2 separate regions of the Homo sapiens genome follow, and region 2 is linked to region 1. The links are chromatin loops, found by intact Hi-C in ENCODE. Cell type or tissue: IMR-90. All regions are shown on one strand. Each heading gives the region's core, and the rest is flanking DNA. Links, peaks and the distances in the headings are about the cores only.

Region 1 (3,907 bases), core at 941-3,440:
GAATGGAGTGGCTCTCAGTCTTGTTGTAGACATAAGCATACTCTAAGTAGGTGTTTTTTGCATTTAATTTTGGATTTTTGCATAAAAGAAGGACGATATGCTGTAACTTTGAGATAGGTAACTTAGTATGCTTTCTTGACTTTGAATAAGTGGCAGCTGTGAAAATGAGCTGTCTAACTGCTGGGAGAGTAATTGACTTAGGGTCCCAGAGGCTGTACTCTGAATCCACCAACACCCAGTTCATGTCAAGATCATACTTCCAACAGGCTGCTCCCAGGCAGTGGCTGAGTGTAGGCAGGAGACTGCAGCAGGACTGTTTCTGGGGGGTTATTTTCACTGAAGGACTCAGTGATATACTTGATGAAATTTCTTAGAACCGCACTGCAGGGTAAGATGTTTCTACACAACCTCCCTTCCCTCCCTCTCTCTCCCACATGGATCAAATATGCATTGATTGCTTCCTGTGGCTCCCTTCTCATTTACACTCACAGGCAGTGCCCTAATAAATCTCTTGCACGTGTAATGATGTCCTGGTATCTGCCTCTCAGAGGACCCAGAATAACAACAGATTCTAAAATTGCTTTAAAAATATCTTTCAACCTTGTCTTTGGTAATATTTCTGGAAAAGTTTCATCTTGCTTTTTCTTCTTGTAATAAATTGTGAGGTAAAATCACCTTAGTGTTTGAAAACCTCAAAAATAAAACTTGGTACAATAATTCCTTTGATGTACTACACATATCAGTATGTTCTGCTTTTCTGGGCTAGAGCTGAACTAGTACTTCTTTTTACTGATTGGGGAAACCAATATCAGAAACCAACAAACACCTTAAAAAGTGTATGTAAGAACTGTAATTCTTTTTTAAAGTTGTGATGGATCCATTTCAATATCACATGGCTTCCCATATATACGGAGAAAACATACATATTGGAAACCTTGGCATGTACATATTTCTAAAAAATATAAAAATATTCCCTGAGAACTGCGTGAGTTCATTTAGATCACTGAATTAAGGGCTGAGTTTAAAACATTGTTTCAGATGTTAGAAATACACATCACTCCCTAAAAGCATCTAGGTGCCCAGCGTGTTTGTTCCTGCTTTGCAGATATTTACCGTACTTTAACAGAGTTGAGGGTACTTTGCTTTAGTTGGGTCCCTCAGGAGAAACCACTTGAACAAAAATCAGAGTGTTTTCGGCTTCTCAGCTTGACTCTGCCACAGCAGCATGTATGGTTTTTCACTAGCTGTTGATTCTCAATGCCTCCTTTTGGGCTTCTCCATTTCCCCTGCTTCATTTACACAGAAGGAGTAGAAGAGAAAGGACTCTAATAGCAAATGCCTGAGAAATTCTTGAGCGTTCTGTGTTCCCAGAGGAGCATGGTCCAGCTTTTACTCCAGTTTCCTCACATTTCTCTTTGAAAATTCTACAAAACACAACAAAAGATGTTTTAAATATTTCTACAGGACTAATACAAATAATAAAACAATCTATACCTTCAGGCAGAGAAAACCCACAAATTCACCCTATTCCCAATTAAAAAACAAAAAAAGTGCCTAAGTGGGAGGTAGGGGTAGGAGATCCTTCACAGCCCCAGCATTAGAGTGGAAGTCACAACTGTGGAGCAGATCAGTAGCGGATCAGAAGGACTGCCGTACCGAGAAGTGAAAGAAATACAGACACAGCATGAGCAGTGACAGAACTCAGAAACCCAAGCAAATAGAATGCACTGCAAGAGGGGAGAGCACCATTGTAAGGGACATGGATGTGCTTTGGTCAAGAATTAGGCCTAGGCAGACATCCAGGCCTGTGTGACTCAGCGGGGTTAGGGTGCAGGTGCATACTCCACTTGTTATATAACCTGTTTGTGTAAGCTCAAACTTGGCTCTGAGCCACTATTGTCTGCAGAAGGTGTAACTGCCCTGCTGACACTACGGGCTGTTAGGTATGGCTTGACATGGTGCTGGCACCCAGAGAAAGAGAGAGAGAGAGAACCAGAGCTGTCTGTCTTGCAGAAGGATATATAGGGGAGCCACAGCATGGCTCGTGCTGGTGCCCAGAAAGGGAAATAATTAAGCTGCTGACCCTGAAGGCAAGGGAGAGCCAAATGTGCAGCTGCAGGTGTGGGGTGGCAGGAGCCACAGAGCTGCAGCAGACAGCCCAGATAAAGGTGGACAGTGTTAGAGGGCCAGTGTGAGTAAGCCGCTGATGAGAAACGGCCCCCCTGGAGCGTTCTTTCAGCTATCCATCCACTCCCCTTGGACCTCAGCTAGGGCTAGACCCTAACCCTGGGTGTGGCATTTGGCATAATCGTGGACCTGGACCTAACAACCACGAGTGGAAAACTGCTATGGCGAAGTTTGAGAATGAAATGATCAGGACAGGAGAACTGGGAAAGCAAAAGGAAATGACAGGGAAATTTGGACTAAAGCACTAACTTTAATTAAATAAACTGCCGGAGACATAACAGAAGAGGGAGCCCTTGAGCTGAGAAACCCAGACAGCTTCTGTAAACTCTTCCTCTCCTGTGCTGGTAGCTGTCACTTCTCACCTGCCAGGTGAGATAGCTGGTCCAGGAGAAATTTACTAATAAGGAATGGAAGTAGAGGCAGAGTGGAGAGGGCAGGGATGAAAACAAAGAAATGAAACATCTTCGTATGCCTGTCTATATCATTTTGACCCAAAGATCCCATAAGTGTATTATGCATAAAACCAACATTTCTTGAAATTAAATACAAAGGGAAACAAAGTAAACCCAATCATACATCAATTTGTAAAGTAACTACACAAGGAATGGGACTTCACAGAATAGACTTCTTACTGTACATCCTTACTTAACAGCATTAAAAGCACAAAAACAAAACAACTAAAAAGAAGTATCAATTTTATGTAGTAATTAATAGTAGTATGATTCATAATTATTTTATTTTATTTTATTTATTTATTTTTTTGTGATAGGGTCTCACTCTGTTGTTGCCCAGGCTGGAGTGCAGTGGCGAGAACACGACTCACTGTAGCCTCGACCTTCCTAGCTCAGGTGATTATCCAACCTCAGCCTCCTGAGTAGCTGGTAATACAGGTGCACACCACCATGCACAAATGATTTTTGTATTTTTTGTAGAGACAGCGTTTTTTCACGTTAATCAGGCTAGTCTCAAGCTCCTGGGCTCAAGTGATCCATCCACTTCAGCCTCCCAAATTTCTGGGATTATAGGTATGAGCTACCATGCTGGCCATAAATGTTATGTTGAGACTATGTCCTTCATATATTGAGGGTTAACACAAGATCTTAAGGTCTGTGGAAGAAAAACAAAAGGGCACTTTATTTTCTAAAAAATAACAGTCTACAGATCAGGGAGATGTGTAGCCTCCAATGTAAAGGGAAAGCATGTTCTGGAGAAAAAGAGCAGGTCTGACTTAAATAAAGGAAGTTCATGACCCAACCCTCAAACAGGTCAGTTTATGCAAATGAAGAAATCAGGCCAAGTGCAGTGGCTGATGTCAGGTATCTCAGCACTTTAGGAGGCTGAGGCAGGAGAATTGCTTAAGGTCAGGAGTTTGAGAGCAGCCTGAGCAACATAGCAAGATCCCTCTCTGCAAAAAATAACAAAAATTAGCAGGGCATGTTAGTGTGCACCTGTGGTCCCAGCTACCCTGGAGGCTGAAGTGGGAGAATCATTGAGCTCAAGAGTTAGAGGTTATAGTGAGCTATGATCATGCCACTGCATTCCAGTCTGGAGGACAGAGTATATGCCCAGTCTGTTTAAAGAAAAAAATCAAATTTGGTCCTAATTGGGTAGTTTCCAAGCCCAAACTAGAAGTCTCTGTTGGATGACCCTTTTAGGCTACTGCTAGGAGAAGTTTTCCAACTACAGTGTCTCTATTTTAGCTCAGAAGTACAAACAGTAT
Region 2 (3,907 bases), core at 858-3,357, 92 kb before region 1:
GCATTTTCTGGTCATAGGGAAGTTTGCACTGGCCCTGAGGGATAACATACTCTAAATACTGGACAGTCTCCTTTGAAATCTGGACTTTTCTTCTGACACTTTACAGTCCCTTTCTGCTAGAAAGTTCAGGACTGGATGGATAGTTTTACCAGAATCTTCTTTAATGGGGCTGGCTATGAGGATATCATCCACATATTGCAAGACGATGCCCCACTATGTCTTCAAGTCTCATAGAGCTCAGCTTAGGGCCCCCCAAAATGTTTGGGGAGTTCCTGAAGTCTGGAGAAGTACCATCCAGCATTACTTCTCTGAAACATTTTAGGATCCTCTCATTCAAAGGCAAATAATTCCTGAGAGTCATGGCTTAGAGGCACATAAAAGAAGGCATCTTTCAGAGCTAGCACACTAAAGTATTTGCTGTCCCCTGAGAGACTGGCTAGCAATATATAAGTGTTAGGCTCTATGGGGTAAATGTCCTGAGCAGCACTGTTAACCATCTCTCTTTTTTCTGGGTTCTTAACAGTGGGGTATTACATGGGAAGTGACCAGGCCTGATAAGCCCTTGGAGTAAGAGACTCTCTAACACAGGCTGTATTCCCTGCAGTGCTTCAGGTTTTAGAGGATATTTTCCTACTCTTGGTGTCGGGCTGTTTGGTTTTAACTGTATCCTTATAAGTTCTACTGTGACAGTCCTTATTTGGCCCTGTGACCATACTTCAGGGTTGACTTGTGCTAGAATATCACCTAGGGTTTCTCCTGGAGGATCAAGATCTTCATGAAGAAGGGCCAGGAAGGCAGCTCTTTGAGCTCTTGGCACCTCTACTTCTAACTGGACTTGGTTGAGGCAGACAATGGCTTCAAGTTTTGTCAGTATGTCCTTCCCTAGGGGATGAGCCACTGAGGGGCATACAGGGAAGAGGGGTCAGGGTCTTTGAATCACAGTCAGAGCCTCCAGAAACTGCTCACTGTCTCCCTTTCCTGACATCCCCTTAATATTACACACTCTGAGTACCCTTTCTGCTAGCCAGTGTAGAGAATGTGGCTCACGTATTGAGCAGAATCTCAAATCGGCTGTCCCCCTACTTCTAAGGAGATAGAGATCTTATATTGAGGAGCCAGTTGGGGAGGTCCTGGGTCCTGCCAGTCTTCTTTTGTTGTTGAGAGCTTGTCCCTAGCCTTCTCTCTTTGGAGACAGCTGGGTCCTTCTCCCAGTGTCCCACTAATTTGAAATAGGCACACTGATCAGGTCCTAGTTTCTTGGTGGCCCAAGACTGATCCCACGTTATGGCCTGGGATCAGTCACCCAAGCTGGCTCCCTTCTTCCTTCTGGGTTGTCTGGAATGGACTGAGGTGCAACTACCAGAAAGCTGCTTCTTTCTTCGTCTTCTTTTCTGCCTTCTCCAACCACATCTCTGTTATTGAAACCTTGAAGGTCATCTCTACTAACTGGGGAGGGGATAATGTCAGGGCCTATGGCCAATTTCTGAATCTTTCTGTGGGTATCTGGAGCAATCTGAGATATAAACAGGTGCTAAGGACCACCTGACTTCCCTGTGCCTCAGGGTCCCAGGAGATATAGTCCTGCAGGCACTCTCCCAGCCATTCTAGAAATGCTGAGGGGTTCTAGGTCCCTGATGAACATCCCTAAGCTTACTCCAATTAACAGGAGGTTCGCTAACTTCTTTCATTCCTTTCAATAATATGTTCAGGTCATTTTCCAAGTTCTCCCTCCCTATTCTGGTACTGGGGTCCCAATGTGGTTCTCCATTCGGAACCAATTGCTCTTCTGGTCACTAGATGGGGCTATTGGGCTGGTTATTAGGCTGCCTGCCAGCTTTTGCCCCAGCCTCAGCTAAAACTGTGGATATTTCCTCAGTAGTTAAAAAGGTGGTCACCAAGGTCTGAGCATCAGCCCAGGTCAGGTTGTGAGTGGAAAAGATGCCTCCTATAAGGGAAATAAATTCCTCAGGTTAGCCTGAAAGCCTTTCATACGTATTTCACAATTACAGTTCTCAGAGGTGGTAAAAGGCACATGTACTTGGATTAAATGCACATCCCCATCCAAAACCTGCCTGAGGGGAAACATCCCACCTCCCAGTTTGTAAAAGCTCCCACTCCGGGATTGTGCTATCTGGAAGAGGAGCCCCTGACACATTAGTTGGGGAGGCCCCTGATATTTTAGTTGGAGTTTATCTGCCAAGTCAGGTGGTTACGTGGGAGGAGACATCCCCGATAATCTGTTGGAATGACAACCTCCTTCTCTCTGTTCTCTTCTTTCCTGGCTTTCATGGGGTGGAGGGAGGTTTTCTCATCCACAGGGCTCTCTAGGATTGGTAGCAGCTTCTCCAGTGGCTTAGCTGGAGATCCAGGTGGTCCAACCTTGAGAGTACAAAGTCCGCACTTTATCTATAGGTCCCTGTTCTGGTAAAGGGCCATAAAACATTGGACACAGGGTATCTCATCCCATTTCTCTTGCCTCTTATGGAAAATATCCAGCTGAAGAATGCTATGGTAATTAAGTGACCTGTCCCTCTGCCATTGTTCCTGGCTACCTAGGACACATTGTGGCCAGGCTGTGTTACAAAAGAAAATCATCTTCTTTTTAGTTATTGGAGAATACCCAAAAATCTTCTAGTGTTGGATAATGCACCCTAAAAGGCTTTATCTGAATACCCCAAAATCTTCTAGTGTTTAGAGGATAAACCCTAATGGGCTTTGCTCTGATACGGAGGTCAGGTTCCCCATACCCTAAAGTTCTTATTTAGGGTTCGATTCTAGCTTCTCAAAGTTTACATAGCAGGTTAACAGTTATACAGATGTGCAATGACTGATTTTTCCTCTCAAAATGTAACAGGCCCCTCTAACACACATAATAAAAGTAAGTCAATGTGTGAGGGTGACCTGGCAGATCCCAAGCACAGCCCCGTGTGCTTCCTGCAAAATCCCACCATGCTGCCCAGTGACCCTCCTGGGCATCAGGCATAGTAGCTTCCCCTTCTTTTAAAAGCTGATACCTGAAGAGAACATACCCAGGTGAATCAGGAATGTATCAGTGTGAGCCCCTTCTCCTAAGCTGAAGTTTTCCCAGTCTAGCTGTCAAAGTCGAGGGCTTCCAGCCTCCACAGGTCCCTTTCTACTTTGGAAGATGCATCCCCTCTGATGACCTTAAACCTATCTCTGGAAAAATTGATCTCACAGTTCATTTCACTGTTGGCTAGCCAGGTCTAGATTGCTGTTTACTGTGATGGGAGTTTCTTTCAATCCCCCAGGGCACAAACCAGAAAAAGAAAGAAAGTCAAACAGAGGTACACTGCCCTTACTCTAGAGATCCCGTTGCTAGATCCAAAGAATTCACTCTTTTAGTCAGCCCATGGTGTAAAGTCCACTTACTGCCCTGAAGGATCACAGAACAAAAAGGTTCAGGCAGCCACTTGTACTCTTTTGGGGTAGGCCCAAGTGACAGCCTGGTGGGCTTGTCACCATGTGAAAGATCCTCCTGTATCATACCCACCCCTTTCAGGCAATGTGAGCGAGTTAGCCTGGGTGAGCTGCCGCTACCCACTGCTTCACCTATTGGGAGGCTTTGAGGAGTTAGGATCAGAACCAGGGTCTTGAGCCCATCTGAGTCACCAGGATTGTTACTCACACAATAGGTGGGCTTTATCACTTGAGGGTTGACAGTCCAATGACCAAGGTGGATTTAGCTAGGGGATTTTATTACTTGCAACAAGTAAAGAGAACACTGAGGATAGTTCCCAAGGCAGTGGCTCCAAAACATCATTGAAAACAGCTTTTATTGAGTTGTTTAGCTGAGTCATTTTATGTAGAGAGGGAGTAAAGACAGTGCAGTCTCAGTCGCTGATCATGCAGAAGCATGTATAGAAAATGACAAATAAGCTCCTCCTGG

Evidence for each region. A loop is a pair of places that touch in the nucleus more often than their neighbours do. Peaks named below come from ENCODE experiments on the same cell type or tissue, not always from the same donor. Only the 100,000 strongest peaks of a DNase experiment are listed, where the experiment ranks them.
Region 2: a loop joins it to region 1, with 5 times the contacts of the local background. A loop is called at or near these places in 6 of 110 quality-filtered maps.

Annotation. Positions count from the first base shown.
Region 1 is chr11:23,111,321-23,115,227 of GRCh38, forward strand. The region is part of intron 4 of LINC02718 (long intergenic non-protein coding RNA 2718); the gene reads left to right. Among named protein-coding and RNA genes, the nearest start is that of CCDC179, 250 kb to the left of the region's middle. In IMR-90, for the core only: a CTCF peak has its summit at 2,479 (motif pointing right); a DNase peak (open chromatin) is centred at 2,481; H3K27ac peaks cover 1,008 bases.
Region 2 is chr11:23,019,691-23,023,597 of GRCh38, forward strand. The region is part of intron 4 of LINC02718 (long intergenic non-protein coding RNA 2718); the gene reads left to right. The region is part of intron 1 of LOC124902646 (a long non-coding RNA gene); the gene reads left to right. Among named protein-coding and RNA genes, the nearest start is that of CCDC179, 160 kb to the left of the region's middle. In IMR-90, for the core only: a CTCF peak has its summit at 1,801 (motif pointing right); no DNase peak of the experiment used is centred there.